4 separate regions of the Mus musculus genome follow, and all the other regions are linked to region 3. The links are chromatin loops, found by intact Hi-C in ENCODE. Cell type or tissue: heart. All regions are shown on one strand.

Evidence for each region. Hi-C counts contacts between places; a loop is a spot of excess contacts. Peaks named below come from ENCODE experiments on the same cell type or tissue, not always from the same donor. Only the 100,000 strongest peaks of a DNase experiment are listed, where the experiment ranks them.
Region 1: a loop joins it to region 3, with 2.3 times the contacts of the local background. A loop is called at or near these places in 4 of 42 quality-filtered maps.
Region 2: it touches region 3 in a loop (2.2-fold over the local background); 5 of 42 quality-filtered maps call a loop at or near these places.
Region 4: a loop joins it to region 3, with 2.3 times the contacts of the local background. A loop is called at or near these places in 2 of 42 quality-filtered maps.

The regions. Positions count from the first base shown.
Region 1 is chr13:112,081,003-112,089,002 of GRCm38, reverse strand. No RefSeq gene overlaps it. Among named protein-coding and RNA genes, the nearest start is that of Gm41062, 16 kb to the left of the region's middle. In heart, no CTCF peak of the experiment used is centred here; DNase peaks (open chromatin) are centred at 352 and 4,272; H3K27ac peaks cover 2,036 bases.
Region 2 is chr13:111,902,292-111,910,291 of GRCm38, reverse strand. No RefSeq gene overlaps it. Among named protein-coding and RNA genes, the nearest start is that of Gm15326, 38 kb to the right of the region's middle. In heart, no CTCF peak of the experiment used is centred here; a DNase peak (open chromatin) is centred at 4,821; H3K4me3 peaks cover 904 bases; H3K27ac peaks cover 1,653 bases.
Region 3 is chr13:111,802,204-111,810,203 of GRCm38, reverse strand. It overlaps Map3k1 (mitogen-activated protein kinase kinase kinase 1), which reads left to right and starts at 1,211. Exons shown (of 20, transcript NM_011945.3): 1 at 1,211-1,701. The coding sequence starts at 1,235. It overlaps Gm15327 (a long non-coding RNA gene), which reads right to left and starts at 1,066. Exons shown (of 3, transcript XR_382912.2): 1 at 457-1,066. In heart, CTCF peaks have their summits at 906, 2,944 and 4,015; DNase peaks (open chromatin) are centred at 473, 1,243, 2,143, 2,323 and 2 weaker places; H3K4me3 peaks cover 3,370 bases; H3K27ac peaks cover 3,817 bases.
Region 4 is chr13:112,459,746-112,467,745 of GRCm38, reverse strand. Il6st (interleukin 6 signal transducer) reads right to left here and starts at 3,676. Exons shown (of 17, transcript NM_010560.3): 1 at 3,496-3,676. In heart, CTCF peaks have their summits at 3,456 and 3,655; DNase peaks (open chromatin) are centred at 975 and 3,705; H3K4me3 peaks cover 3,072 bases; H3K27ac peaks cover 2,785 bases.

The sequences.
Region 1 (8,000 bases), 280 kb before region 3:
GGTTTAAGTAGTTCATACAGAATTTTTGGCCAAAGCTCTCCGCAGAAGCCATTAAGGTTTTCATATTTGCTGCTTTTACAATGTGAAATTTTAAGTAAAGGTTCAAAAACAGACCTAAAATAAGAGCTGCTACAGCTCCTGAATGCTGTGTGGGAACTACATAGAGTGTCACAGGGCCCCAGTTGCTCCAGACTAAGGCTTCCCAACTTCTGTGCTGGGTTTCCCAGCCTCTCCCAGCATCTTCTGGACCCGGCCCCAGGGATCTCCTCTAGGCAGATAAGGAGGCTGCCTTATCTGGTCCTTACAAGGTCTCCTTTCCAGTGAAAACCACTCAGAAATTGGTTGCAGACCAGGGACTGGATTAGAGGCCAGAGCCAGGGCCAGCACCTCTAAGTAAACAGAAGGGTCACATGATTTATCGGGTGATGAGTGTTTGCTGGAAGGCATGTGGCGTGAGGTTACCCTCCAGTCAGAGGGAGAGAGAAGGGGGGAAAAAGAAAACAAAACCTCCCACTTGCTTTTGTTTTTGAGGGAACCGCCTCTCCTGGGTGAACACTCAGAGGGAATGTGTGTAGGGGGTTGGGGTGAGCTCTGCCCAGTGTCTGTGGACAGAGAGCGGTGGTGGTGGAGGCTTTGATGGAGGGGAGGGGCTGAACTGGACAAGCAGTCTGGGAATGCAGGGGTCTGTCATGAGGAAGCGGTCTCCTTCTAGAGGCCACTTTCCAGATGTTTCCTGGAGTCTTTTTGGATGGTCTTATTTCCCAGGTTTTTCCCTTGCCTGGGTTTTCTGCTGGTGATACCCCACCCCCAACATTTGATTGACAGCTGATGATAAAGCCTTTATTTGAAAAAAAAACAAAAACAAAAACAAAAACAAAAACCAAACAAACAGAAAAAACCCACTTGCCCAAGGCTTTTGGAAATACTAGGTGGGAGCAGAAATGGACTGCAGGAACAAGAGTGGGAAATAGCAATAGGGCCTCCAGGAGAATATGGAGAAGACTGCGCAGGTCTCCAGTGGGTGAACTTTTAAATTCATGACTTGCATTTCTAGAATTCCACGCACTAAATACCCACTCTTAGGAGTACCAACAGTTGGTGAATTTCCTTAACATTAAAATAGCTTCCATAAATCAGGAACAGAACACTGACATCTTAGTCTATAACTGGGCCAAAGATATGAGGGACACACAGTCCATAGATTAAAAAAATGCAAATGGTTCCTGAACCCATGTGAAGATGATGAACTAAACTCTGTTAAGCCAACTTAAAATTATTCTTTAAAGATCGTTGCCTCGCTCCCAAGAGAAAGGCCAAAGCTACTAGATTACTTCTAGGAATGCAATAAAATGAGCTTCAGGGTTGTGATCCTGTCCTGGGTTTAATCTGTGGTGGCCACACAGTGTGTTTCATTTGTGAAGACTTTTTAACTACGAACAATAGGCTTTTCTATAAATGTCTCTATTACAATTATTTAATATGTATATTGAAGTTATATTTTATCTTATAATAGTGATAAAGATAAAAATGAGAAATTATATATATACATATATGCAGACATACATGAATGCATACATACATGAATGCATACATACATGCATTGAATGCATACATACATGCATATATACATACATATATGACAGAGAGTAGAGAATTGGCAGTGCCATACATGAACAAGGATATAAATGGCACAGTTTCTATGGAGAACAAACAGGCAATCTTCTTCAGCCCAGATAGTTGATAGAGCTAATGTGCTCATTTAAATATTATTATATCTTATTTTGTGTGTGTGTGTGTGCATGTGTGTATGTGTTCCTGTAGAAAACAACTTGCAGAGTTGGCTATCTCCTTCTACCATGTGGGTTCGGGCATTGAGCTCAGGTCGTGAAACCATCTTACTGGATCTAGGATAGTCATTTAAAGAGATGGACCTAGTAAACCACAGTACATATAAACTAGAATGCTGCCAAACTACAAAGGGAGACTGGAAACTCAAGAGTTTGATGGCAATAGAAAAACCTCCAAACTGTATTTCTATTCAAGCAGAAAAAGCAAGGTACAGAAAAGCCTGCTCAATTGCTTAATAAATAAGAGGGGGCAATCCTGAAGGGGAAAAACTCTGCAAGAATACACAGGATGCTGTCAAAACAGTCAGAAACAACTTTCCAGAGGGAAATAAATACAACCAAGACAAGGACTTTCGCTGTTTTATTTTCTGTAATTTTTGAATTCTGAATCACACGACAGTACATTCTAATCAGTTAAAAGCACTTAAAATTGTAAGACTGTTTTCTGTATATAATAGCATACATACACTGTACATAATATTGCTTAATATATGTATTATATATTACATACTGTATATATTAGACTCTTTTCACACTTTCTGTCTCTTTCTGTGCCTCTCTCTGTCATACAAGTTTAACAATAGACTATAGCCATCGTTAGCTACTTTCTGTGGTGAGCAAAGACAGCTCTACATTAGGTCTCTACATTAGGTGGACACATACTATCGTCAGAAATGTCCAGCTGGGAAAACCACAGCCACGTAGAAGGGAAAAAACCAGATCTGGGCTTATTTTGCTGACTACTCAAGTGTCAGGCCCTTGATCATGTATTACCATCACCTACCAATTACTGAGAAACTTTTTCTGCCCGTTCAGTATCATTTGCTGAATAGCCGTATCGTTCACTAGATGTGGGTCTGTCGTGACCCCTGTATCATTTTCTGTCCTTTCCAGTTGCTCCCTGAATAATCTCTTGTTTCCTTGTTGCTGGGCAGTAAGTCGGTTTATCCTCCCCTCTGCTGTGCTATCGTCTGCATCTCTCTAATGAGCCTCATCCTGTATTTGACAGACAGTTTCTGTTTTGACAAGGTAAAATTGATCAGTGAATTATACTCGTGCAAAACATCTACACACACACAAACCCACTACAGAGAAAGATTCAAGTGTTGTCCACTTCCTTGCAGATAATAACTTGGGAAGCAGTTTTAATGGGCAGATGAATTCTAAATGGAGGTCTCTGTTTAAACTTCACAGTCCATAAATAGACACCAAGTGCAGACATCCTGCCTTTTGACCTGACTTTTGCCACTGGAAGCATTTAGGAGTACACTAGTATTTCTTTGCTCTTCTGTAAATGAGACTGGGTTGGTATACACCCAGTAAGATGGCTAGACAGATCCTACCATGCTCATCTGTCCCTGGGACCCTATGGAGAACCCTGACCAAGCCTTTGGAGCTCATTGGCTTTCGGTAGGACCCGGTTGAATTCTGAATTCAACGACTCCAGAGCGGATGTTTCTTGTGAGCCCGGCTCAGGAGATAGGTAGCGTGAGAATATGAAGTTGCATTTCCAATTTTCATCTCACAGACTTAAATAGATTCTGGGGGAAAAAAAAGACAAAGACTGTAGAAATATTCAGATTTAGTATCAGTAACTTGCAGCTTAAAGAAAGCATGACAACCCAAGATTGTCTGGGAACGTGCACCCTGTGGTACTGCTATTCTAACTGCAGGGACTGAGGGGGAGCACTGTTGGGACTGTTATAGACCTACCCTTCAGCATAGAAGGGACACACGTCTGCTCACCTGCCATGCCTCAAAGTCCGAGTTCCAAAGTTAAAGACATTTAAGCTTTCTTTGAGAAGGAAAATGACACTGGAAATCCTGTGCTAAAGAGAACAGAAGCCCTGAAAACTGTCCGTGGGAGCCAGTTTATGTGCCTTCAGTATATTCCCTAAAAGGGTCTCAGACCACCTTCCCTCAAAGTTAAGAACCAAACTGTTTCAGCCCAAACTTCTTATTTCGTAGAAGAAAAGAACACGCAAGCCAAATCTTTAAACAACTTGCCAAAACCCCAAACAATATCCCTCACTTGCCAGAACAGCCTTTAATTGAGAGCGGGACTGGTTCCTGCCAGTACTGGGGAGAGACCCTACTTGCAGGCACTGCACAAAGCTCCAGCCCCTGCCTTGCCAGTTCTCCCTCAGTGTCCAAATTAAATTTAGAGAGGAAGACGCGAGGTCATGGGAAGGGTCCTTGCTTCCTGGAGGTTTCAAATCCCAAATGGAGGCTGGAAACTGGTAAGGGATCCTCCTTGGGAACTTCTGAAAAAATAACTCATTTGAAAGTATCCCGATGCCAAGAAAAACGTGACCCTGTCCCCCGCCCTTCGGCTCTCCCCACAGCCCTCCTTCCTCCTGGCAGGTAACCTGGGCTTCCATGGTATTCTTTCAGCTTCCTCGGACCTCCAGCTGAGCTTCCCGTAGGGAGGAGGGATACAAAAGGCATTAGCCTGGAAGGACTGGTTTTACCATCTCTTTTCAGACCGCTGTTTCCTCTTTGGAAGACCACGTGTTTTCCTTAATTCGGTTTCCTGTTCCCCATCCTGCTGTCACCTCATCTTTACCCCCCACTTCCAGCCCAAGCTGGCAGATCACTCAGCTTCTCAACCAGCCACACCAGTGTTTCCTTTCCGCCTTTTTTATTTAAAAAAAAAAATGAATTTCCTCTTCTGACTCCTCCAGCTTAAGGACCCCTCATCTTTGTCCGAGTGCCATAGACAGTAGGACTCGTGAGAAGAAGGCAATTTAACAGCTCTCTCAAGCCTTTCTTTGGACTTCATTCACTAGCCTCTGATTTGCTATCTGTTTCTCCCACTTCCTGTTTCCTAGGGTGCATTTGTGTTCACTGTAGCATAGACTCAGATAGCCAGGTATTAAAGGTACAATATGTAGATGCTCTTGAATATCAGAATAGAAGAAATTGTATAGAGAACTATGAGATTGCAGGAAGGCAGAAACACAAGAAGAGCTACTGTGAGGTTTGTGTTTCAAAGAATTTAGAACTTCTAAATGAGAGTAAGAATCACAAAGTGCAGCTACGTCTTGAAGTGTCAGAGGAAATACCTGTTTTTACTGAACCAGTGCCATGCAAATACGTATGCACAACATCGTCGTCCCTCATCCTCGTGCGAGGCCCAGGTGAACGGCCATGCTCAAGCTTCCACCCTCATCCCCACAAGGAGCCTTACAGGACAACAACGCCAACAGGAAGCAGAGAAGCAGACAGGGATGTGACTGTGAAGACAAATCTCAGGCAACTAAAGTAAAAATCTCCTCCGTTTGTCAATTTGAAAAGGACCATGCAGCTCTGGGAACACAGGCTGGAGCTCCCTCAGGTAAGAATCCTAACGAAGAGACTTCACCCGCTGCGTTCATGAGGTTGTTTGAGAGATCTGGGGGGCTCAAACACCCAGTAAGGTCCAGAAATTCAAAGTCAGAACCAGAAGTCCAAGGCGAGGCCCAGCGCGGGCCAACTTGAGGAAAGTGCACACTGCTTCATTCTGGGTTTTCTGTCTCCCTCTGTATTCCTAAACAGTCTCCAGCCCGTTTCTTTTCTATTCTGTTTGGTTTGTTTTTTTTTGTTTTTTTGGGTTTTTTTTTTTTGTTTGTTTGTTTTGAGATAGGATTTCTCCATATAGCCCTGGTTGCCCTGGAACTCACACTGTAGACCAGGCTGGCTTCCAACTCAAGAGATCTGCCTGTCTCTGCCTCCTGACTGCCGGAACTAAAGGCTCATGCCATCACCACCTGGCTCAACTGTTTCTCTAAATGGCTGAATATCTTGATTCTCTAAGGATTTTTCCATGTTTTCTCCACCCCCCCCACACACACACAAAAGATGCAATTGGGGAGGAAAAGTGGTTTTTTGTGTGTCACCACTATTGAGTGTGGGGTTTTTTGGTTTTGTTTTTTTTTTGAAAGCTTCAACATTGAATTTTCTGGGTCTCTTCAGCCACATGGTGAGAAAGAGAGTGGGAAAAGTAATAGGCCTTCAGTCCTGGACTGTGATCAGAGAGCTTCGGGGTGTGTCTTAGTTAAGCTGTCTATAGCTGTAACGAAACATCATAGCCAAGAAGCAAGTTGGGAAAGAAAGGGTTTATTCAGCTTACACTTCCACATTGCTGTTCATCACCAAAGGAAGTCAGGACTGGAACTCAGCAGGGCAGGAACCTGGAGGCAGGAACTGATGCGGAGGCCACGGAGGGGTGCTGCTTACTGGCTTGCTTCCCCATGGCTTGCACAGTCTGCTTTCTAGTAGAACCCAGGACCATCACCCCAGGGATGATACCAACTACAATAGGCTAGGCCCTCCTCAATGACCACCTTACAGCTGGACTTTATGGAGGCACTTCTTCAACTGAGGTTCCTTTTTCTCTGATGACTCTAGTTTGTGTCAAGTTGACACAAAGCCAGTCAGTAGAGGGTGGAAGGGAACAGGCAGAAAGGAATCACATTAGTGGGTGTTAGCCCAGGTTTCCCCTGGGAAACACCTTATGACTCTCCCTTCCCTCCTGGTACTCAGTGTCCTCTACACTCGATTAGCACATGAATCTTCTCATTCCCACTATAACAACCATGTGCCCTTGTACCCCATGCCTGTGCCCTTCACACAGAATGGTAAGAATAGAAGGAACTTTGTTGGAGACATTATTAAGTGAAAATGGTATAAAGAAAGGAAAATAATTAATTTCTCACAGTCAGCAAAGTGGCAAGGAGACTGGCATGATTGGGTTGGCTATCCATGAGATGCCAGGATCCCTTCTAACTCAACACATCAGCCTACTTCAGTTCCTACTTAGCAATGAGCATTCTTTAGTATCTGCTCTTTAGAACTATTGATCAATGCTAATCCTGTGCCACACCTGTGCCCTTAGTAGGACACAAGAGTCAAGCTTTTTCTCAAATACATTCATGCACCAAGTCCCCAGCCCTGCCCCACCTTCATCTTGGCTCAAAATATATGGAGAATGTGTGGTCATAAGCCTGAGAGGTAACCAATGTTCCAGTCATCTCGACAGAAGGAAAGTCCAGAGTCCATGAACTTTCACGTGGTTTCCTTCAACATCAAGTCCACACCGGGGAATTCCAGCCTTAGGATCCCATGAACTCACTTACAAACAGCCCCTCCCTAAGCCAGGACACTGGAAAGAGACTATATTGGTCCTATAGTGTCTATTTGTGTCTAAACATAGACATGAATGAGAACTGAAACCTTGAGGCTGATAACAATACTTTGGATGATTCTTTTCAAGACATTATCAGCAGGAAAATCTAATGGACTGCTCATTTGGGGTGTGGAGTGGGATAGGAAGGGAGGCTAGAGGCTTGAGAAAGCAGCCAAGATGCAAAGCCAGAGACACCATCTGACTCTTACCCTGTTCTGAAGACCCTGATTGACTTCTAATAAGGTCTGTTTTTATTGTGAAAGGAAATCTTTCAGGGGGAATATTTTTATAAATTAGGTCAAACCAATAGCCTGTGTGATTGGAAAACTTGAGGTATTTCAGTGAGTTTTGAGAATACATAGGTAGAGACTATATTAAAATAGAAGACCTAAGTCTTGAGCTAAGGGTCACTCAAGGGGAAAAGGAGATATTTCCCTTTCTGTTTTGGTCACCTATTTATTATTGGTGTTGATCTAATCCACCCCTTGTGAGTGGACAAGCCTTGTTAATTGCAGAGACTGCTACATAAGGAAGCCATTCTCATACTCTGAGTCTCAGATAAAAATCAAGAATTGGGGAAGAGGCTGGGTGGTAGCGGCTCACACTTCTAATCCCAGCATTTGGGAAGCAAAGACAGGCAGATATCTGGGAGTTTGGGGTCAGTCTGATCTACAGAGAGTTCAAAGACAGCAGAGGCTACACAGAAAAACATTGGGGAAACAAACAAACAAACAAACACACAAACACACAAACAAAAGAAACAAGGAAGAAAAAGCACAAACCGTAGCTACCAACCTTATCTGTTTCTTTCTACCTCTTGTCCCAGTGAGAAAGTCATGGGAGGCTCTGAGCAAACTGGCCGGCTCATGTTTTCCAAAGACACCCAGAAAGCAATAACCAGAGATATCCCATGAGAACATTGGATGGTTGCGTGTGCCCTGTGAATGAAATGGGGTTGGTTGACTACGACAGTAGGGACCTATGAA
Region 2 (8,000 bases), 100 kb before region 3:
GTGTGTGAACACCCTCCAAGGAAAGAGCTGTCACCATAACCCTAGGACCTAACCCTTTTCAGGTGAGATGCCTATCAGCTTGGTCTCAGACCAAGGAACCAGAAGGGTCTGCTGTGGTATCAAGGTCTTTCCAAAATCCACACTAAAACCCTACTCCCAACCTCCACCAAGGTGACAGTACAGGGAAGTGGCTAGTTGGTCACTTTTAAGGCATGGAGGCAGAGCCTCCTAGAAGGTGCCCGCCCTCTGAGCAGGGCTCACTGGTACCCTTTGTGTCAACACTGTAGCCTCCAGATATACTCCTGTCCTTTATAAACAACCTAGGATTCTGCCTGGGCAGTTTCCTGTCAGCTCCTTAACATTTTAGTATCGTCAGTGTGGAAAATGCCCGTGAGGAATGGCATCCTCTTGCCTGTGTTCCAAAAAGCACAGATCCAAGTTAATAAAGCAAAAGCTACTCTTACTACCTCATTGTCAGAAAGAAAAATAGAGGCCTGGGGGGAAGGGGGGACTTTCTAGAGCTCACTGAGTTGTACATGGCAGAGTCAGAGCTAAAGCCCAGGTCTCTCACCCACCGTCCAGTTCTTAAGGTCAGGAGCTGATGAGAAGTTATCGGAGGACAGGGTAGTGCACATCTGAAATCTCAGCACTTGGCACGCTGAGGCAGGAGGATCCTGTGTTGGAGGCCATGTACATTATAAGTTTACAACCAGCTCAGGCTACATACCTGTCTGAGAAGGAAAAATAGCTTTCTGAGAACAAACAACTTCTTCCCCCTCCTGAGTCTCCTTCACAGCCCATAGACTGAAGACCTCCCCTGGAATTCATGTTGGAAACCTAATCTCAAAGTCACATGCTAATAGCAATTGGGACCTTTGGGAGGCAATGAAGGTGAAGTGAGGTCACCCTGTAGGTGCCACCACACCAGGCCCTGGTTCTGTGACAGAACTTCCTGGGACCTCCGTTTACAGTCCTGGGGCCTCCTGTGAAAATAATTCCTTTGCTTTCGTGGTCAGGGAAAGGGGGTTTGAAAGCCACTCTTGTTTCACTTGCCTGTGTTCTTTTAGACAAAAAAAAAAAAAAAAAAAAAAAAAATCAGAGAAGAAGAAAGTTAAAATATATTGCCTTTTGAAGAAAGAAGGCAAGAAGTGCATAACACTAGATTTAACATAATTAAAAGAGAAATGGAAATTTTCAGGCAAGTCCAAAATATCGATCCCTCAGTGACACCCAGATATTTGATTTTATGATTGACTTTAAATTCATTATAGAAACCACAGACAAGGAAACTGATGGCAGAAATCTCCATTTACACTTGGCGTTATGTCTTAAAGGTGAGCTAAAGATAGAAATTTCTCATTTTTTTTTCTTGCTCTTAAGCATCAGGAGCCTCTTCAGATCACAGCAGAGGAACCTCTCTGGGACCTCGGGACTTGCCTTTCCCAAGTGTTTTCAGGTTCAACTCAGAGCAGCAGCAAAACCCTGCCTGCCTGTGTGCATCAAACTCACTCTTGGTGGGGGGGGGGGGGAGGGAAGGGGGGTGCTTTCCAGCCTCCTCAGCAGGGCTCCTGGGCTGGACCCCACCGAGCAAGCAGGTTTTATGTTGTCTATTTATTTTTTTTTTTCTTAGCTTAATTGTGTCTCTTTATTTGAAGATAAAAGATTTCCCCTCTCAAAATCAGACTTTCTGGCAGCCTGCGCAAAGACCTGGGTGGATGAGATGTGGGGTTTAGAGCAGAAGAGAGCTCTGTGCAGATATGGTGGCTCCAGCTGGGAATGCTGGGACCACTGAGGAAGACGTTGTCGTTCCACACCTTGCGTGCCAACAACTCAGACACACCCAGCTTTCACACTTCAGAAACGAGCAAAAGAGAAGTGTATGTCACTATAGAGCGGCTTTCAAGTTTACCATATTTGCTTTTATTTTGGCGGTCTCCAACTCATTCTCTTCCCACTTGTCTGTGAGTTCTCATCAGAGATAACTCACACTCAAGATTCCTGGGATATGAGGAAACAAACCTAAAGCTCATTGTCAAATGTAATGAGACTTCGGCAAATATTCAAATAGGCAACTAATGACGATACATAATATATCTGTTTCCCTGGCCTTCTTAAAGAGTAGAAAACTAACTCAAACTTTGTACATGTACTTTATCCGCAGTTGAGTTCTGAATCTGTTTGTGCCTGCTTACCCCTCCTGCTAAAGTTAAATTTCACTTACTCATTAGCTGCCATACTGGTTTTTAAACTATGATAGATATTTAAACAAAATCACCTAGAGAGAATATTAAAATTCAGAGTCCAGGACCCCACCCTCCAGAAGTCCAATGGGGTTAGATTTCCAGTTTCCCCCAGAGGGTGCTCAGCTGCAGGTCTCAGGACCACACTCAGAGAGCTGCCCTACACCACAGGGCAGGGCCCTGCTTATAAATGATGGACTACTCTGCTTGCTGTCTTGAGGTCAAGAGCTTTGAACACATCTTAGGGAAATGGCAGCTTCTTTACATACTCTTAATGTTACAGCAGTTGCTGGTTTCCTAGCAATACTAGGATAACGAGGAAAACTCTACAAACACCTGTTTCAGTGAATTGCTACCAACAATAAATGAAAACACTGAATCCATATAGTAAGGGGCTTGGATGATGCTGGTATTGCTATTACACATCCTTTCCAACTACATCAGTTCAAAGCCAGGGTCTTCCTTTTATTTCTCCCTTAGGACCCCACCGTCTCGTAAGCTGTGCCACATATGTAATGGATACTTGAATAAATGTTCCCTGAAGGAACAGATGAAGACACAACTGAATGCATATTCAAATGTCACAGAATCAAATAGGGCGTGCAGGCTTAGACTACAAGTTATAAAGGTCTTTTAAACCCAGCACAAAGCCACATTAAAATTTGGTCATTTCTACCTATCCTAAATCAGATAGGGGACTAATATCCAATATATATAAAGAACTCAAGAAGGCAGACTCCAGAAAATCAAATAACCCCATTAAAAAATGGGGCTCAGAGCTAAACAAAGAATTCTCACCTGAGGAATACCGAATGGCAGAGAAGCACCTGAAAAAATGTTCAACATCCTTAATTATCAGGGAAATGCAAATCAAAACAACCCTGAGATTCCACCTCACACCAGTCAGAATGGCTAAGATCAAAAATTCAGGTGACAACAGATGCTGGTGAGGATGTGGAGAAAGAGGAACACTCCTCCATTGTTGGTGGGATTGCAAGCTTGTACAACCACTCTGGAAATCAGTCTGGCGGTTCCTCAGAAAACTGGATATAGTACTACCGGAGGATCCTGCAATACCTTTCCTGGGCATATATCCAGAAGATGTTCCAACCGGTAAGAAGGACACATGCTCCACTATGCTCATAGCAGCCTTATTTATAATAGCCAGAAGCTGGAAAGAACCCAGATGCCCCTCAACAGAGAAATGGATACAGAAAATGTGGTACATTTACACAATGGAGTACTACTCAGCTATTAAAAAGAATGAATTTATGAAATTCCTGGGCAAATGGATGGACCTGGAGGGCATCATCCTGAGTGAGGTAACCCAATCACAAAGGAACTCACACAATATGTACTCACTGATAAGTGGATATTAGCCCAGAAACTTAGGATACCCAAGATATAAGATACAATTTGCTAAACGCATGAAACTCAAGAAAAATGAAGACCAAAGTGTGGACACTTTGCCCCTTCTTAGAACTGGGAACAAAACACCCATGGAAGGAGTTACAGAGACAAAGTTTGGAGCTGTGTCGAAAGGGTGGACCATCTAGAGCCTGCCATATCCAGGGTTCCATCCCATAATCAGCTTCCAAATGCTGACACCATTGCATACACTAGCAAGATTTTGCTGAAAGGACCCAGATAGAGCTCTCTCTATGCCAGGGCCTAGCAAACACAGAAGTGGATGCTCACAGTCAGCTATTGAATGGATCACAGGGCCCCCAATGGAGGAGGTAGAGAAAGTACCCAAGGAGCTAAAGGGATCTGCAACCCTGTAGGTGGAACAACAATATGAACTAACCAGTACCCCGGAGCTCTTGACTCTAGCTACATATGTATCAAAAGATGGCCTAGTCGGCCATCACTGGAAAGAAAGGCCCATTGGACTTGCAAACTTTATATGCCTCAGTACAGGGGAACGCCAGGGCCAAAAAGTGGGAGTGGGTGGGTAGGGGAGTGGGTGGGAGGGTATGGGGGACTTTTGGGATAGCATTGGAAATGTAAATGAGGAAAATACCTAATAAAAAGTATTAAAAAAAATTGGTCATTTCTCTCTCAGAGTCTAAACTCAGAGATGATTGGCAAAAATGGTAATTCCCCCATGTAGTGCTAATAGGTAGCCTTTATGCATACTTATTAGATCCCAGGTACTATTTCCTGTATCCTGTGTCTATAAAAACCTAGAATAGCGTCTGTGTTAATGTTAAACCTCGGATTGATACAACAGTCAGAAAATTGTATATGACTGTCCCGATGGCGAATCAAAAAAAATGGTGACTTCTGCGCACAAAAGTATTTTCTCTCAGGAAAGAAGGAAGAAAGAAAAGGAGGGAGGAAGGCAGAGAGGGAGGGGAGGAAACCTTCCAGTAGGCAGGTCAAGGCTTGGCGCTTGCATGACTCAGCAAAGTTTGTCAGGCCTAAGGTCTCTTCTACCTCTGTGCCACAAGCTCGACTGACACAGGGTTTCTCTGCAAATTGGCCTGGAATCCAGCAGTATTACACCCGAGTGCTGCCTGCCCTCTTATCTGTTCTACGGCCAGAGTAGAGAAACTGAGCAGCAAAGACAACATCAGCCCACCTCCACCCCCTCAGTCTAAGAAGTCTTCCTGGAAGTCCCACAGAACACTCTAATCAGCCAGAGCTTGGTCACAAGGCCACGCCGGGCTCAAGAGAAATGTGAGCTTTGAGCTGATCTCCTGGCCGCCCCAGAAATCAGCTTCTGTTAGTTAGAAAGAGGGGAGAGACTTAGCTGTCTCTAAGAGCTGGGTCCCAGCTCCTGGGCCGTCTTCATTCTCTGCTCCCTGGTGAACGGCGGACCCCAAGTTAGGCATTTGTTAAGCCAGCTCCTGGGAGTGTACGCTTCAACTCCTCCGTTTTTCCTATCACATACTCTGTTGGGGTAAAACAAGGAATTTCAGCACGGCTCAGCTTTGGAGAAAGCAGCTGGGCTGGCAGCAGGGCCACACGCTGAGCAGATGCTTAGTGTAAAATTGGATCTCGCACGCTGTGAGGATGCTGGCGGTAGCGTTAAAAATAAACGTCTCCCCACACTCTCTGCGTGGTGATTATAGTATTCAGCCCTCAGAGCAAGGGGGTGGTGAGCAAGCAGAGGAGAATGAGTTCAGGGTGACACCTCCTTCAAGGGACTCCGGTGGCATGCTCTCTTCTGCTGCTCTTTCTTGTTTCCAAGCTGGAACACCGCTGTCATTTTTACCTAGCTTTCCTAAGCTAAATACTAAAGCGTGTGTGTGCGAGTCTCCAGCGACAGCTTTCCCAATGGGCATGCTCCAAGCCATCAGCTAACCTGGGTCTGCTCTTTCTCCCATCCCAGAGACTCAGAAACAAAAAACTCCTAAAAAAAAAAAAAAAAAAAAAAAAAGCCGGGCATGGTGGTGCACGCCTTTAATCCCAGCACTCAGGAGGCAGAGGCAGGCGGATTTCTGAGTTCGAGGCCAGCCTGGTCTACAAAGTGAGTTCCAGGACAGCCAGGGCTATACAGAAAAACCCTGCCTCGGAGGAAAAAAAAAAAAAAAAGCTTGGAAAGGACCGAGTTCTGAAGCGATTGGATCTGTGTGTCCTTTGTGTCCATAGACAGTTTCCCAGCAAGGTTTCAGGTTATGCGGTTAAGCTTTTGGTTTGGTTTGGTTTTTTATTTTTCAAGATAGGGTTTCTCTGTATAGCCCTGGCTGACCTGGAACTCACTCTGTAGACCAGGATGGCCTCGAACTCAGAAATCCACCTGCCTCTGCCTCCCGAGTGCTGGGACAGCTTTTGTAATTACAACAGAGAGACAGTCACCTTTAGAATGGGTAGCTGCAGCGCCCGAACACTGGGCTGTATGGAAACCGGTGGCATTGCCTGGAGCCTCACATTGCCTGGGAGCCTGGGTAAGGGTGGGGTGTGAGGGGTTAGTTGTGCAAAACTGGGTTCTGTTGGAGGGAGACAGCCAGTCTTCAGAAAGGCAGGACATTATACCTGTGTGAAACTGATTTCTTGCCTCCCCCCACCCCGCCCCCCCGCAAGGAAACTCCACAGGAACACTTCCAATTCAGCTGATGGAAAAAGTCGCTGTTGAGTGAATTTACTCGAGGAGCTGTAAGGGAGTAGGATTGATAGTGCAGGGCCATTTGTAGGAGTCAGAGAGAAAAGACACAGGCTGTATTAACTATAGGGTGAATCGACTCAGAGGTTTAAACTGTTCTGTGATTCCCCTTTATGGAATTTAGTGGAGCAGAAGAAATTGGGGGCTGGGGAGGGGGGCTATCTTAATCCAGCCACTGGGCACTCTGGAGTCTGTTGGCCCCTGTCTGACAGGTTCTCCTGTCTTCATAAAACAGGAACTCTTTTCAACTTCAAAGAGTTGGTTTGGGGGTTTTTGTTTGTTTACTGTTTTTGTTTTTAGACAAGCTCTTACATTTCCCAGGCTAGCCTCAAATGACTTTGGACTTCCGATCCCCCTGCCTCCACCTCCTTCAGTACTGGAATTACAGGAATGTCCCAGGAGACTCTAAGTCCTAGGGATCAAGCTCAGGGCTTTATGCATTTGAAGCAAGCCACCTGCCGAGACACATCCCCAGCCCTGGGAATGATCTTTACATTTGAGTTTCACATATAATGACATCCTCTCTAATAAACACCAATTTTAAAAGTGTCCCATTATGATAAGAAGTCACCTTTCAAACTGAGCCTCGGGTAGCAGAAGGGCTATACAGGTGTGATTCAGATCAACCTATGTTAATGGCGTCCTCCTCGTTACGTGGCCTGGACGGAATTGTGTCGAAATGACAATGAAAGGTTTGATTTTGGGACAGTCGAGATAGCTTAGTCCACGGGAGACACGGAAAACATACCACAAAGATGGAGGAGACAGGCCACAATACAAGCAAGCAGGCAGTATGTACCTATATGGTTGCTTCTCTTCGCTCTTGCCTGTGGATGTGGTATGACTAGCAGCCCGAGTTCCTGCCTTAACTCTCCTCAGTAATGGACCGTAACCTAGAATTCTAAGACAGATAAGGCCCTGCACAGCCTATGCTGCCGTTTAATCGAGTATCTATTAAACAATAACAGAACAGAGAAGAACAAGACTGTGTAGCCAACACCTTTGCTTGTGAGAATTAAGGATTATCACACAGGAAAGTCAAGATACCCCTGAAACCTACCCATTGTCTTTCAAAGCTCTGCTCTACTCCTTCCAAAAAATCTATAATGGCTGAATAGAGGGAAATAATAATAATAATAATAATAATAATAATAATAATAATAATAAGCAGAGGAGGTAAGGGTTCAGGGGCAGAAAGGACCCACAAAAGGTTCAGGCAGCCCACTCTAGATTTAAAAAAGAATTTCACGATTACATGCTACCTTAGAGATGCACATATTTGGAACTCTTATTCTACTGTATATTTATATTTGTTCTATCTTAATCGGGTAGCATGTATACATGTGTGTGTCTGTGTCAGTGTCGTGTGTGTGTGTGTGTGTGTGTGTGTGTGTGTGTGTGTGTGTGTGTGCACATACCCATGTCTATGTCTATGTGTGTGTGTAAGCGGGAGGTTACCTTCAGGATCATTTCTCAAGTCCCTTGTTTTGTTTGGAGCTATGGTCTCCCATCCGCCTGGAACCTGACAAAACAGGATGGGCTAAGCAGCGACCCCCAGGGTTCTGCCTGTCTCTGAGGCCTTCTCAGCACTGGGATTATAAACTAGCACGACCACTCCCAGATATCTTATGTGGATTCTAGGGGACTGAACT
Region 3 (8,000 bases):
ATGAATTATTTTGAGCTAGTTCAGGCTTTTGTCTAAATGCTGGAGAGATCTTTCCTTTCTCTGTAAGATGAAAACCCTTCTTACCCCTCCCCCCACGCCTCATGTCTTAATGTTTCACAAAATAAATCTAGAAATCCTGGGTTCTGAGAGATTGTCTATTCTAGACAAAGTGGCTAGGGGAAAAAAAAGTGGCAGAGGCGGGTGAGATAGGGACGACAAGGCAGCTTTATCCCGTTGAAAAAGGGTCGAAGGGGGGAAATCCCATATACGTATACTGCTTTTCTATCTCCAGCACATTTTCTAGACTCTGGGGCAGGAGAAAGGCGAGGGACGCCGCACAGGGCAACCAGGGAGCGGCGGCGGGAGGGAGGTGGGGGACCCGGGAACCGGCCTGTCACCTGACTGCCAGGAAGAGGGACGTGCAGCTGGGAGCATCTGTTGGGGGTGGGGAGAGACCTGGTAGAAGATGGCATGATCCAGCGCTTCCTGGCATAGCGCTGGCTCCTTCCCCAGACGTGCTCTCCCGCTTTCGGTTGGAGCCTGCCTTTCCAAGACGGGGGAGTAACCTCTGGCAGAGTACCCGGGTTGGTCCCTCTGCGTAGCCGGGGGAGTGGGGGGGAGGGTGTCCCAAACCAGCAGCTTCAGAGGTGCACAAGGTAGCGCAAGAAATCTTAAGTAGTGTTATTTGTGACACGAGGGCGGGACAAGAGGTCTGCTTTCCTAAGAGAAGGCTTCGCGTCCGCCCGTCTGCGGCAGGCGACAGTCCCGGGGCGCCACCTGCGCTTCGGGCGCGGGCCGGGCCGGTGCGCGCGGGGGCCCCCCCAGCAACCGCTACTAAACGCGTGAAGTGACAGACCGTGAGTCCTCCGGCTTGCGTCCCCTTCCAGAACCAGGGACTCACGCTCGGATTACTGCTTGCTCAAGGGTGGGCGAGCTCCCGCCGAGCCGCTGCCCCGCCCGGTCTCGCACTACCTGGCGGCGGCCTGGTTGCAGCGCACAACGCCCGGCGCCCGGTTCCCCGCATTGCCCCTGCCCTCCCACCTGCGCCGCGCGCCCGCCCGCCGCTCCGCGCTCCCGGGCCCCGGCCGGGAGGCGCGGCCCCGCTCGCGCCCGCGCCCGCGCCCTCGGCAGCAGCGCGCGCCCGCCCACCCGCCCGCCGCTCCGCCCGCCCCCCGCGCTCTCCCCGCCCCCTCCCTCCCCCGCAGGCACGAGCGAATGTAGCCCGCGAGAGAAAATGGCGGCGGCGGCGGGCGATCGCGCCTCGTCGTCGGGATTCCCGGGCGCCGCGGCGGCGAGTCCCGAGGCGGGCGGCGGCGGCGGAGGAGGAGGAGCTCTCCAGGGAAGCGGCGCGCCCGCAGCGGGCGCGGCGGGGCTGCTGCGGGAGCCTGGCAGCGCGGGCCGCGAGCGCGCGGACTGGCGGCGGCGGCAGCTGCGCAAAGTGCGGAGTGTGGAGCTGGACCAGCTGCCGGAGCAGCCGCTCTTCCTCGCCGCCGCCTCGCCGCCCTGCCCATCTACTTCCCCGTCGCCGGAGCCCGCGGACGCGGCTGCAGGAGCGAGTCGCTTCCAGCCCGCGGCGGGACCGCCACCCCCGGGAGCGGCGAGTCGCTGCGGCTCCCACTCTGCCGAGCTGGCGGCCGCGCGGGACAGCGGCGCCCGGAGCCCCGCGGGGGCCGAGCCGCCCTCTGCAGCGGCCCCCTCCGGGTGAGCGGCGGGCCGGGGCCGGGCGGGCAATGAATGAAGCGAGCGGGGCGCGCTGCTCCCGGGGCTCCGCTCGTTGGGGGTGGGGGGGGAGCCCGCGTCCCCGAGCCCTGAAGGTCGGGCGGCGCCCGGGACGGCGTGGGGACGGGACGGGAACGTGCGGGAGAGTTTGTTATTGTTTGCGGACATGTGACAGGCGTGGAAGCCGCGAAGGTGCGGGGCTCCCCGGGCCGGGTCCTGAGAGCCCCCGCGGCGCGAAGTGAGTTTGGGGGGCTCGGAGCGCGAAGGTGACGGCGGTGGGTCTGCGCGCTGTGACAGCCTAGAGCCCCTCGGCCCCACGGGGACGCGCGCCCGCGGGCAGGTACCGGGCCGGGCTCCGGCGGCGCGCCCCGGGCGGCCGGGGGATTCCGGGGACTGCGGGGGGGGGGGGCGCCTGTCAAAGCGACGCAGGCGGACGCTGCGGGCTCGCGGGGCGGCCGGGTCTGCGGGGACTCCGTGGCTGCCCTCGCTGCGTGTCCTTGGGAATTCCTCCCGCACCTCGGGGGCTAGAGCGCCCGGTGCTGGGAGTTTGAATCCGGCTTTGAAGTTAGCTTTTGGCGGAATGCTGTGGGATCCAGGACCGGATGTGTCAGCCATTCAGCTTCAAAGCTGTGGGGACTGCGCCCCGCAGCCCCGCTGCGTGGCGGGGACAGGGACGGTGCGGGGCTGCCGCTTTGCTCGCAGGGGTCTTCCGGTGCACCAGAAGTAGGATGTGCGTAAGATAGTTTACACCAACGGCTCTTTGGCCTCGCCCTGTTTTGGCTACTGGAAAGTTTTCTGTTAGAGGAAATTCTTTTAAGTATATGATACTTAAAAAAAAAATCTGATGAAAATACACAAAAGCATAAAATCTTGATGGATGTGTGAAGTTGCTGGATATGTTTTCGTCATCGTCACCCTGTGGCCCCCCGTAGAATTTCTTGACGTTTACTGTGGGTGGAGAGTGTTTTATTGTGTGTCGAATCTGACAGTAGGAATCCTTGGTTTCGGTTAGTTATCTAAGTAATTTGACCCCCTTTTGTGCTCTGGATTGTTTAAAATCACGGTCCGTTTATTACTTGGAGGTCGTTTTCCCTCCTCCCAACCCCCAAGCCCAGTAGTAAAAAGTGTGTTGACCCCTGGCTGTGGCAGGATTGGGAGGAAGGTAGGCAGTAAGCAGCCCCGATGCAGCTTTTCTGTGTGTGTGCCCTGTGTGCACTTGTACACGTATCTTCCTCTAGGGTTTCCTGTTTCTGTGCAGATTAGATTAAAACTAACCAGAATAATTCTTAGGTGGCAACTCTTACTACAGATCAACTACAGATGAAAGAAAAAACAGTAACTCAAACTTTGAGGAATTAATTTTATCTAGTCCTGTGAGACCTGATTTTTTTTTCTATATGATAATACAGTTGGCCACACTTAAGCATTTATAAAGTCAATATAACCACCTATGAATATACCATGAGCAGCAACTGCAAAAATGACATATAGAACTTTAGTGTTGCCTCTAGAAATCAGAGGACCAAGGTGAGGGCAGGTAGAATTGAATACCTGAGTAATCTGCTTGATTTTTGCGCATTCTTCTCTCTCTCTCTTTATCTCTTTAAGCAGTGGCTTATAATTGTAAAAGCTGTCTTTAAAATAAATACTGCTAGCTAGAATTCTGTTGGTGCACCTCAAATGTTATATGTGATAGTTTCATTTGCTGTAAAATATCGATTGTCAATCCTTTTGAAATAATACTAACACCCCCCCCCCCCACACACACACACACCCCGCCTCCAGTTTTTGTAACTGGTTTGAAATTCATTTCAAATCTGCGGGTCTAAAACTTATATCATGAAGAAGGGGTTATCCAGAAATGTTGTTGTGTTTTGGGTTTCCTGTTGTGATGTTTTATTATTTTCTCATTTAAAATCTCGGGGAAATGATTATACGGCATGTAGAATCTCAGTTGAACAATGTGGTTCCCTTTTCAAGTAGCGCACGTTCATGCTTTGAAGAGGAAGATCTAATGCTGATATTTTCGGTTTGTTTTCAGTAGTAGTAGAGAGCCAAAGACCCCTCTGCATGTCTAAAGACCTAACGTATTTTTCTTTTGTTTTTTTTTTTTGTTTGTTTGTTTTTTGTTTTTTTTAATCCAGTTTCTAAACGTTGGATGTAGAAATTGAATGTTTAGAAAATACACATTTATAAAAAGATAAGCTATGGGAAATTCATTAAAGTCAAAGATTGCATGTATGTCTGCCCTCTCTCCTTCAGTAAAATAACTCAAGCCAGTGAAAGTTTGTCCTGTAAGTGGCGCCCAAGGGTTTGGGATTTTTTTTTTTCCCTTATGCCACAGAATAGGGGGCTTTTCCTTCCTAGTGACTGTCTTTGAAGAAAAATTACAGTGCTGCTCTGCATTGAACAGGCTGTTGTGAGGTTGGCAGATATAATTACTCTGTCCTATTTTTGTAGTTTCAACCAAACTATCAATCACTTTGCTGCCCCGTGAAAGAGCAAGCTATGCTGGGCCTGTTAGTGTTAGCCTCGTTTAAAACTAGCGATATTTCATAAGCCACCTCTGCTGCTCGGGCCTCAGTTTCACTTCCTTTTAGAAGCTGTTAAGCTAAAAATACCACTCACTGATCATTTGCTAGAGGGAAGGCATAAAAACATTAATAATAAACCTAAAAATAAGTCCTTTCAAACTGTGAGTTGGTGATTCTCTAACATCATAGATGTAGCCCCGGAAGTTAGCCCTGAGTGAATTCCTGAGCTCTGGGACTTAGGGTTTCTCTCCAGGTTTTGTTTTAAACTGGGTAAGGAAACTACTGTATTTTTAAAAGATTAACCTTATTAAATAGGATTCTGGAAGAGAAATATCAGAGCTAGAGTGGTTGCCAGCTTTTGTTTTCTCTTCATATCTGATCTTGGCAAGAGTGACTGGTTAACCAACATTCCTTAATATGTGATTTCCAATACACTATAATGACTCCATTTTGTGAGATAGGCAAACAGGAAGGAGCCCCATTGATTGATGCTTCTGTTCCTCTCCAAGTGTTGCATGTTGTGGAAATGGTCACTGACGTGTGGGCCTGAAGCTTGCAAAATGTGCAGAGGAAGGGGGAGAGAGAGAGAGAGAGAGAGAGAGAGAGAGAGAGAGGCTACAGTTTGCCTAGGAGGAGTCTGCTACCCTGTCCTTGACCCTGCTGGCCAATTCCAAAGGAAGAAGTCGTCAGGGAGAATGGATTATTCTGAGGAAATCTGAGGGATGTTCCAAAATGCAGTTAGTATTGCCTCTGCATTCTGCACTCGGGGCGCTTCCCTGAGCTGAGGGGAAAGCTGTGTTAAAGGAAGTGGGAAAGCGTGAATGGGAAGGTCTTGGTCCATGGCGGGCACTGCTGACCCCGTGCCTGCACTTTTCAACGTAGGATGATTTGTTTGTATCACGGGTGTCACATGCATCCTTTAGACTGGCCGTCTTCCTTGGCCCTGGCCTTTCTGTATCTTTAGTGAAAAGTTACAGTTGCTGAAAAATGTCAAGGGAACTGGTAAAGCCAGGAGGAGGTAGACAGACAGACCCTAGCATGAGCAAGGCCTTGGGTTTGATTGCTAACATATATGCAATATTCAAAACATAACAATGTCTTTCAGGCATATCTTGAGAGTATTTTTAGTCATGAAAAAGAGTCAGGACCAGAATTCAGGCAAATGACTCACCAGAAGCGGGGGCGTTAGTCTGGTACCCTCTAGACCACTAAACGTAGGAATTTTACCTATGGCTTAAAACACACTTGGCGGGTGTATGCTTTTAATACAGTTAGCTTCCTTGCCTTCTGTGCGGCTGACAGATTACATAGATCACCTTGTTTAATCGCCACTGCCGCCCTCTCAGGCATGGTAACTTGTTTGGGGAGGTAAAAATTATTTGGATGTAGAGCCCCCCCCCCCCCCGCCCCCCATGAACACTCAGCCACAGAGAGGAGTTAGGACTCGACCCAAGTCAGCCTGCCTCTGTTGCCAGCGCCTCTCATTAGTTTTTGCTGTTTCTATTTTTGTTTTCAAGTTAATTATTAAATTAATTTATGAACTTTAAGAAGGAAGTTGCTCTGTAGGAGTCGTGAGAGGACGGGCGCGGACTCTGCCCTGCCTGTACAGATCTGACACATTCTCTAACAGCCTTGCGTGGGCACAGGCATTTTACAAGTAAATACTATGTATGCCACACACACACACACACACCCCAAACCCCCTGCTCTGGCAAAGAGGATAAATGATTAGTGTTGAAAGTTTCTTAGATTTGTGCCATATTAAATCATAAGTGAAAGGAGACAAAGAAGCCCGAATAGTGTTCCCACTGTCTTAGATTTCATTCATTCAGTGTAGATGAACTTTGCGAGACAGTGGTCTGGCTGATCAAAAAAGGTCACTGGTACAGAGCCTGGGTTTCAGTTGGAGGATGGTAGAGTGACCGTGTTTTGTGATCCTATGTTAAGTGCAGAGTGAGAGATCGAGAGAGATAGTGAGAGAAATGGGGGGGGGGGGGAGAGAGAGAGAGAGAGCGCGCGCAAAATCAGTCCTCTGAACCTCACCTACAGCCTTAGGTGAATACATCCGTACCTTCCTAGCCCCTGAGGCCAGTTTTAAGTCAGTAGCTAGGAAAGCTGGCTTTGCCCCCTGCTTGGTATTCCTGCTCCTTTCCTCTGGTTGTTTGCCCTTCTCTGAGAAGAGAGGCACGCTGGGTTTGGGCAGCCTCAGCCATAGTAAACAGATACAGATCTGGTTCACACTCTGCCCGCCCGCCTGCCTGCCTGCTCTTATTAAGAGAGATGGAGACAGAGCTGCAAGTTCAGGCATGGCTTTTTTTATTCTCTTGTTCTAAGAGAAAATTAAAACAAGGGTATGGGATCCGGAAACTCAATACCTGCCAACACTGGTTTTAAACCTGGGCCCTTATTATTTGTCAAAGCAGCTCCTGATAGGAAAACAACTCGAGGGAGCGCAGGACGTGTTCCAGGGCGTGGAGTGGTCCGGTTAGGCTGTTTTTCTCTGCACCCCAGTTAATGCAGGTGCGTGCCGTGGAAAGGGTACTCAGCTCCAGCAGCATTTGAGTTGTTGGCTTGATACTATAGCCATTTGGTATTATAAACTTAGATGTGATGCGTTGCTTGGCAGAATTTTTAAGTCTTAACCGGGTGCACGGTTTAAAGTGCATGGCTGTCAGCTGGGAGTTCCTACTGTGGCCGTTGGACCTCTTGAAGGCTCGAGGAAACCCCTGGAGCCACACGGTACCAAATATACTGTCCTGTAGTTAGGATAAGAAGTCAGTTTGTCACCTGCGTGCCTATCTGTCCCGGGTATGTGTGGAGTAGGAGGGGGTAGAGGCTAGACTGTATAGGTGGGCGCTTTGCTTCCTGGTTGGCCCAAGAAATCATTAACTGATAGGTTATGATGTCACCTTTAAACAGGTCGCACAACATCCTGAACACTAGTACCAGATTGGGAATTGTAATTCCCAGCGTTGACTCTTCGTGTTTTGTACATCGCTTGGTATTGAGCAGAAGTGTGTTGGTATTTAGTAAGTAGTCATTGAAAATTCTGACATAGGATTTAAAAGCTATGATAATTAGCATATTTCAGTAACTTACAGGTAGTTATAACTGGAGCCATATGCAAAGTGTCAGGTACTGAGAAAGTGAGCTCTGGCGTCTAACGTGCCTGGTGACTCTAACGTGCCTGGTGACTTGGGAAGATGGTACAGCTTTCTGCACACATTAGCAGTTCTTCCTTGGAGATTATCTCCAGCCTTTGGGACATTAGAATTAAGTCTTCAGAATGGCTCCAAGCTTTCCCTATTCTGTCTCCTTGCGCTGGCCATTCAGAATAACTCTGGAGTTTGTTTTCCTGGTCATGACCTCCCCAGGACTGCAGACTGCACCAGAATCAAGCTGCTATTCTTCCCTAAACCAGTGCCAGCCTGTTCCTGCTCACTAAGTGCAGAAACAGGACCTAGGACTCCTCCTGGGCACCTGCCCACCTCTCCCTCAGCCTTGTTCACTCTCCCGTCATTTGCCACCTGCCTAGTCCAGGCAGCCACCCTGTGGACTGGAGAGCAGCCTTTTGCATCCTTGTGTCCTCACTTTTGCCTTCCCAGACATGTTATATGCCTGAGAGCCATGCAAACCTCACCTTAAATGCAAACCTCACCTTAGCTTCCTACCACCAGAAAAAAAGGAAGGAATTCTATTAAGTCCAAAAACTTGCTAAGGTTTTCATTGAATTACAGACCAACTGAA
Region 4 (8,000 bases), 660 kb before region 3:
GACTTTTCTGTTACAATCTCATCCAGACTTCTCGTCTGTCTCGATGCACTGGACTGATCACAGCACTTACCACAGCTCCCAGCCCCTCCTCTGCCACAACCTCCTCCTGGACCTGAGCACAGCACAGTGCTGCACTCCCAGCTCCTGTCCTCCCAGAGCGAGGTTCAGAAGCACTGTTTAAAAGCCAGCACCTACCAGAGAACCCAAGAGCTGCTTTCATCACCTGCACTGTCCAACCGCTCTCCAATGTTCAACTTTATTTAAAAATACCAGCCGGGCGTGGTGGGTGGCTCACGCCTTTAATCCCAGCACTCAGGAGGCGGAGGCAGGCGGATGTCTGAGTTTGAGGCCAGCCTGGTCTACAAAGTGAGTTCCAGGTCAGCCAGGGCTACACAGAGAAGCCCTGTCTCGAAAAACCAACCAAAAAAAAAAAAAAAAACAAAAAACAAAAAAACAAAAAACAAAACAAAAAACCAATAATAGAGAGGACAGCATAGTTGACAAAGCTCTTGCTTACAATGTGGAAAGGCCCTTTCACAATGTTCCACCCCCAGCCCACCACATAAATAAAACTCTATGCTTAGATGTCTTTCTCTCAAACCATCATGCTATTATTCGGGAGAAAATTACAAGCAAGTTGGCTTTTTATTCCAATTATGCTGAAATGACTCTTTTCGTTTTCCAACTGCAAAGCAAATATTTAAGCTCCTCATTTTGCGTGGCCTCAGCATCAGGTCTTACCTTTCACAGTTCCCAGGGCAGCCACATCTAGAGGGTGAGCTCAGGTTACCACAAACCTCCAGCACACCTTCTTGATGGGAGTGTGTGCCTGTACCCGGGCTATAGTTTGCTTCTACGGTGCCAGTGCCCTGCTGACTCTGCCTTGTTCCACTGTTTATAACCCAAACGGACATCTCTTCTGTGGGATTTCCCCCACATTCACAGACATCTGTGTTCCCAGGGCCCTTTCAGAGTTCCCTAAGAGGATTCACCGTGTAGCACTGGAGTTACACAACTTCACATGCTGAGACTCTTGAGGCACTTAGGGAACAACTAAAAGAACGTTTAGTTTGCACATGTATGTCCGTATGTAAGTGCTACTGACAGAGAATGTGCGTGTATGCAGCCTGAAGGTGCACCCAGGGCCTGGCACATGCTAGGCATGCACTCGACTACTGGCTACATTCCCAGCGTAAACATGAGCTTTAAAACACCTAATATAGTCACTTTACTCTGCCATTCATATATTCGGTATGAAAAAGAACGTATTACAGTTAAGGGCTCAGACAGAGCTCAGGAAATCTATGTATAAATATAGAATCTGATAATAACGTGTTCGCCTTTGTATAAAAGGGGCGAGTAAGACCTACTATTTAATAAGGCTTTGAAGGGCACATGAACATAAGCCAAATGTTCTGTGACTGACATACCAAGTTGCCTAAGCAGTAGATAGTAAACTGAATATATTGTGGTAACGGCACATGGTAGTCCTTTACTTTGTCCCATGGTCCCGTTCTAGCCGCAGTTCTACATCCGGATTTCGATCTCTCTAGTTTCCTCTTTACCCAAACCTTAACCAGGTTCCCAGGCTGACCTCTGGGAACCCCACTGAATATTTCAATTCCAATCCCTAAACACCCACAGTACTTTCTGTATCACTCATTATTTCATTGAAACTACTCCCGTATCCGAGTAGTTTTTCACACAGTTTGTTTACCCGATTTTGTAAACTGAAAAACCTAGGTGCTATCTCAGGCATCTTTTATAAATTCCAGAGCAGGCTGAATGCTTACTAAAATCATCTCACCAGAAACCTCACCTGTGATCAATCCACGTTTGCAATCAAAGATGAGGAGAAAGCTTTAAGAACTTCCTGCTTCCTTAGCAGACAAGTTGCAAATGTACCAGGGCCAGGTGAAGCAAATGTGTGGCAAAATGACACCTGAGATCACTTCCAGGGAAAACCCCTTCCTGCTCCCACTGCAGGGTTGTGGACAACACTCAACTCCCCAGACCAAACTGTAGGAATGCGATAAGAGATCCATCAACACAACAGTTTGTAGGCACAGGCTTTGGAGCCATGTTTTTTGAGCCTGTTCCCTTTTCTAGAAGGTAGATATTGTAACACCCACTTCATAGGTATATAATAATCAGTATTCATTCTAGCACTGAACTGAAATGCCACATTCTCTTAGGAAAAACTATTTCAAAATGAAAACACAAAGTCATAAATAAAACAGAACAAAATGCCCAGTTACATAAGAATGTTGCTTTAAATGAGCGGGTAACAGTATTTGTAATATTCTAAATCACTAATGCCAACAATACAAATTTCTACTATAAAGTTTATCCTTAGCTGACCTTTCCCCCACTGTAATTTTTTCTCTCTCTTTCTCTTGTGAGTAGAAGCAAATGAACACACACACACCCCACCCCCAGAAACCTGTGGAAAACAGAATTTAACCGACTAGCAGATTAGTCCTACAAATGTAGCATTCCAGATCAGAGCTCAAAAATAATTCCCAATGATAAATATAAACACAAACTTGGAAAATTAAGACGATGACGATCATCCCCTGATAATGTGTCAGTAATTTCAAATTAAGAGTCGTTCCAACTGGAAGCTGGCAGTCAGTCAGTCACACACGGTCTAAAAGAGTTTGTTTACAACACTGACCAGACCAAAGATTTTTCAGAAGATTCGCGCTGACATTCCAGCACTCACTGACTACTTTTAAGCAGTACAGCTGCTGTAATGTCCAATAACTATACAAATTAAGCCAAAACGAGTTTCTTCTTAATGGAAAAATGACAAGAACAGAAGTGGACCAAGCCCTTTATATTATGTTTGCTTTGAGTTTCTGAATTTTGGTTGTTCATCCAAAAGAGAGCCCCCTGCCAGCTGGAGAAGGGGACACGTTTACGCTTAGGGGAGGAGGTGAAAATCTAAAGACCGATGATGGGCTTGCTCTCGGGATGTAAAGGCACGCGGGATTTATTAGGAAGGGTACGGACCGAAGGGAAAGTTAATATTTATAAACACTGGACTTTCATTAACGCCTAAATGTTAAGATGTCTGGGTGAAAAGTTCGCTCTGGATTAAGAAACATCAAGAGCAGGGAACGGTAGCATTTCACGGGACACAGAAGACCACACTTTCTAGGGCCATGTCCAGAGTAGGATCAGGGAGCACGGCACGGGAACTGGAAGAACGCAGGACGCGGTCACCCAGGACGCGCGATCCCGAGAGGACTTTGGGGCGGGGGCTTCGGAACTGTGCGTCAGGAACGCGGCTGGAGAAGGCGGGTGACAACATCAGGGAAGTCGGAGCCCGGAGCGGGGAGGGAAGGAATGCGGGGATTCCCAGGCCAGCCCGACCAGCTCCGGGCGTGCGCTCGGCGCCGGTCCAGCCCGGCCCCGCTGGGCCTCGGGTGCCAGGTGGCGGCCGCTCCAGGCAACCCGCACCCTCCCGCGCCGGGGCCCTGTTCTTCTCACCTTCCGGACGCGAGCCTCGCCGCTCCTGAGCGTCCCTCAGCCCCGCGGATCCCGGCCCACACCACCGGTCCCTCAGCGGAGCCGCAGCCCGGATGGCTCGAAGCTCTGGCCTCCCGACCGCACACGCCACCCTCCGTCCGCCGCTGACCCGGGCTCTCCTAGCTCCGCCCCCCACGGCCCCGCCCCCCGGAGCCAGAGACCGCGAGCTCATTGGCTCTGGTCAGTCTCGGAGCGCGCGGCCATTGGCTCCGGGTCGCCGGAGACGAAGGGGCGGGACTGCAGGCCTCTGCGATTCCCGTAACGCGGCTCCCGGCGTCCGGGATTCCGGAGGCTGAGCCTGGTCGCCTTTCCTAGACTAGATCGAAGGCTTCCCCGCCGCACTTGGGTGGGTGGCCGGAACGGAAAGTTCCATTTTCTCTAGGGTAATGGGTCGCGGACAGCAACCCAGGTGCCTCCCGCGACCCCTCTCCCCGGACCTCGGCTGTCTCCCTGGGCTGTCTTCCCCAGAGGGCCTGCGAGCCTCCGGCGACTGCTAGGAGGCCCTTGGGACTCTGGAGGCAAGGGAACTCCCTGGGGACAGGGCAGGACTTAGTGGCCCTGACTGTACTCGCCCATAGTGACCGCTTCGGACCCAGGCTTAAGTAAACGAACCTTGCTACTGTGCAATTTTTGTTGTTGTTAGTAAATGAGTTTGGGTGTCATTGATTGATCCGTGAACTGGTGACCTGCCAAGAAACTGTTATCTTTTTGCGGTTTGAGTCGCCTGATGTGTGATTAGAAATACCAAGGAAAAACCTATTTCATTGTAATCCACCACCCTTCCCTTGATTGGAAAACGACCTTAAGGCTGCAATGTGCGTGAGTGCACGTGTGTGATGTGTGTATGTGTGTAGTGTGTATACAAGCAAGTTGAGAAACTTAAAAGATAAGGGATGTGTAACTGTAAAGAAACACTCCAATTTGCATTGGTTATCTTTTACTGAGCACGGAGCCCGCCCTTGGAGTGCAATTGATATAATATATAATCAGTGTAACTCCACTGATGGAAATTGATTTTCTCATTCCCAACATCTACCTTTTGTTTTGCTCTAAAGGAGACAAATGACAGGAAGCTGGACGGATGGAGGGGTGTGTGGGAGAAGTTGAGGGAACAGCAAAAAAAAAAAAAAAATCTGGTAAAAATATACTGTATACAATTCCCAATAAAAAACTTTTAAAAGTGAAGAAATGACTCAAAAAAAAAAAAAAAGAGAGAAGGCTAGAGACTTTTGGAAGAAAGGCTAACATAATGATTTGCAGAGCAAACAAATACCCATTAATTAGTCATTGTAAAGTTCTTTGTTATATTGACAATTCAGATGAGATCAAATGGATCAAACTGCAGTCTTGCTCTCTGCCCCTCCCTCCCCCTTTTCTTGCCTCTGTTGCATCTCTATACCCCCAGCTCTGAATTATGACCCCTTAGCTGTTGGTCAGCTAGTTTGAAAAAACACTGCCAAGGGCCTGGCTAAAAGAGTCTCAAACACACTAGTGGTTGATGTGCTGAAGCTAAAGATGTGTTTGTCTCTTGCTCAGGGTGTGACAAGATCGAATGGAGGGAAAAGACTTGTAAGGGCCTTTGTTCAATTGAAGACCTTACAAAGGTGCTTAGTAGGTCTGCTGAACGACTATTTAAATGCAAATCCTACGGTTGTTACTTCCCATTGCTGTGACCTTGGAAAAGTCTTGAGTTTCTTCATCTGCAAAATGAGGAGGACGGTTCTGACCTGCTAAGTTGCAAGAATGAACTTATTTAAAACAGCGAGAGGGTTTGACGCACTGTTCAGTAAATATCAGGTGTCCTCGAATGACTCCTCTGCCATCGCACCTCAGTAGACCTTTCTGCATTACAGCATTTATTTAAAAGTTTGTTTATCTGAGGTGGTTGTGGATAGAAGGAGGTGAATGTTTTATAATGGATTCACCTGCCTTGGACCATGGGTGGGGAATCCGAAGGCCTATACTGCCTCTCTCGCATACATGACTTATCACTTTGTCTGTATTGGCTCAGCTCAAGCCTTGCCACACAGCAACTCACACTTTGTGAGAGTGATTAAAATCCTGAGCAAAGGGACTGGAGAGATGGCTCAGCAGTTAAAACGCCTGATGCTCTTGCGGAGGACCCAGGTTCAATTCCCACCACCCATCTCAGGTGGCTCACAGCCAATGTAAGTTCAGTTCCAGGGAATCCAACAATCCTCTTCTGATCTCCAGGGACCCCTGCACATACATGGTGCACATAAACTCACAAAGGCACACACAAACATGAAAAGAAAAAGAAAACCAACAACTTTGACAAACAATCCTAAACAGAAAAGATAAATCAATGCTTGATGAAGAATTTTCAGAACTGCAAGACACTAAGAAGGACGCACCCACTCTGTGGAAGTTGCTTGATTTTCCAGACCCCTCTATAGAATATTGGTCCGGAAATAACCCCTTTCTAGTTAAGAGTTAATCACTAGAAATCCCCATTGAACATTGCAATGTATGGGTTTTTGTTTTGTTTTGTTTTGTTTCCCGTTGTAACATCTTGTTGGTTCTAAATATGGTTGATAATAAGTACCAGTTGGTGGAAGAGCGTATAGGGAGAAGACTGGGTAGAGGAGTGTCATATGCCCCACCTTCCTTCTGTGAGTAGGACAGGTGAGCAAAACTAATGACACATGCTCTAGGATGAAGGTGACAAATGTGGAAGACAAACTTTACCTGCTTTGGTCTACCTAAATCTGGCCCTGACCGGGATAGCTGCATAATTCCTTGTCTGTGCCCTGGAATGTTTCTGAAACTCTGTGTCAGTCTTGTAGTTGGTCACCCGCCCTAATGTCATCTAATGAGTGCAGCCTCCTAGTTGATGATTCATTGACTGCTCTGAGCTCACCATTTCTCATCCCTTTCCAAAGATCATCAGCTTCATTGTATATGCAAGCGGTCCACAGGTAAAGCCACGCCTCCAGCCCAGTCAGCTAAAGAAACGATGCCATCTCTCCTAAACCTGGGGCTGTGTTTCCTTCTCAGTACCTTTAGCCACCTACAGCTGTAAGCCTTTGTGCTCACTCCCACGGAATCTGCAGTCAAGGTGACGTTGAGACTTTGTTCTCAGAGCTGATCAGTTGTTTCCTACCTGTTCTCATCTTCCTAAGCAATGAGAAACTTATAATCAGCCATTTTAGCAATACTCTCACCAGGGTCTTCAGTTCCCTTGATCTTTGGCCGTATTTGCCTTATCAGCCTAGTTCCTAACAATGTTCTCTTCCCTTGGACGGTACCTAGTGCTTATTCTTAGTGTTGGAATCTATGTCATTATTCTTGGGAAGGGTCAGGAGTACCACTTGTGAGCATCCTTGACTTTTCTTTCCCATGTAGGATTCAACTACTGTTGATATGTAGCCATTTCCTCTGTACCCTTCTGTCACCCAAAAAGGAAGGTCCTTCTCACACACGCGTGCGCGCGCGCGCGCGCGCACACACACACACACACACACACACACACACACACGCACACACACACACGCACACAATGTTCATAAGGAATATTATTTCACATTCAATCAAACTTTTCTTAAGATCTGCGTCTGGAAACTGACATTATTACATCAAGCATTGGGCTATTTTGGGGGACATGAATTCCAGGAATTAGGGAGGTGCTGATTATTTCAATCTGTTCTGTTTATTTCCTCAGTAAACATTTACCGTCAATTATGTTCCTGCACTGATATATGTCTAGAAAAGAAACATATATTTTTTTTTCCTCAAGGGAGTAAAAGAATAACACGATATATAAGTAAGCAAATACTCATGATATCAGTGTTATGATATCAATGTCACACTGTAGCAAAGACAGTAAAGGGGTGTTTAGGGAGCGCTCCTGCGTGAACACCCCAGGAACAGGGTTTCCTCTGCCTCGTTCATATGCCCATACTCCCCTGGGCAGGTTACACAGTCACAAAATTCTCTATGCTAAAATTAGATCTTGTCCCCTTCTTGAATGTGAACTTGAGACTGTACTGGTCAGAGTACAGAAAAGTGGCCCTGGGTGGACTGGGGGCTTCCACTGTGGCCTCTGAGAGTGTGGAGATGCCCCGTACAAAGTCCAGGAGCTCAGGGGAGCATGAGGAGAGAGCTGAGACTATCTGGAAACCGAAAGTGGTCCTGTTGATCTCTGTCTTGCTGCTGCCCCTGCTTTGGACCAAGAACATGAGCGGGGTGTTTGATCTTACTGAACACACACAGACTTTCCTGCTCTTACAGAAACAATGGCTTCATTAGGAAAATGGAGACTTCATATTTTCCTGCTGTCATTTCTCAGCATGTGTTAAGGAACTTTATCTTTGGATTGGGTTAAAATGTCTGATGTTGGAGTGACTCACTTGAGTTTCATTTAAAATTTGATGAGTACATTTTGGCTTTGATTTATTAAAAAAAAAACCCTATACATACTTCTGCCATTTTTTCATTACATATTT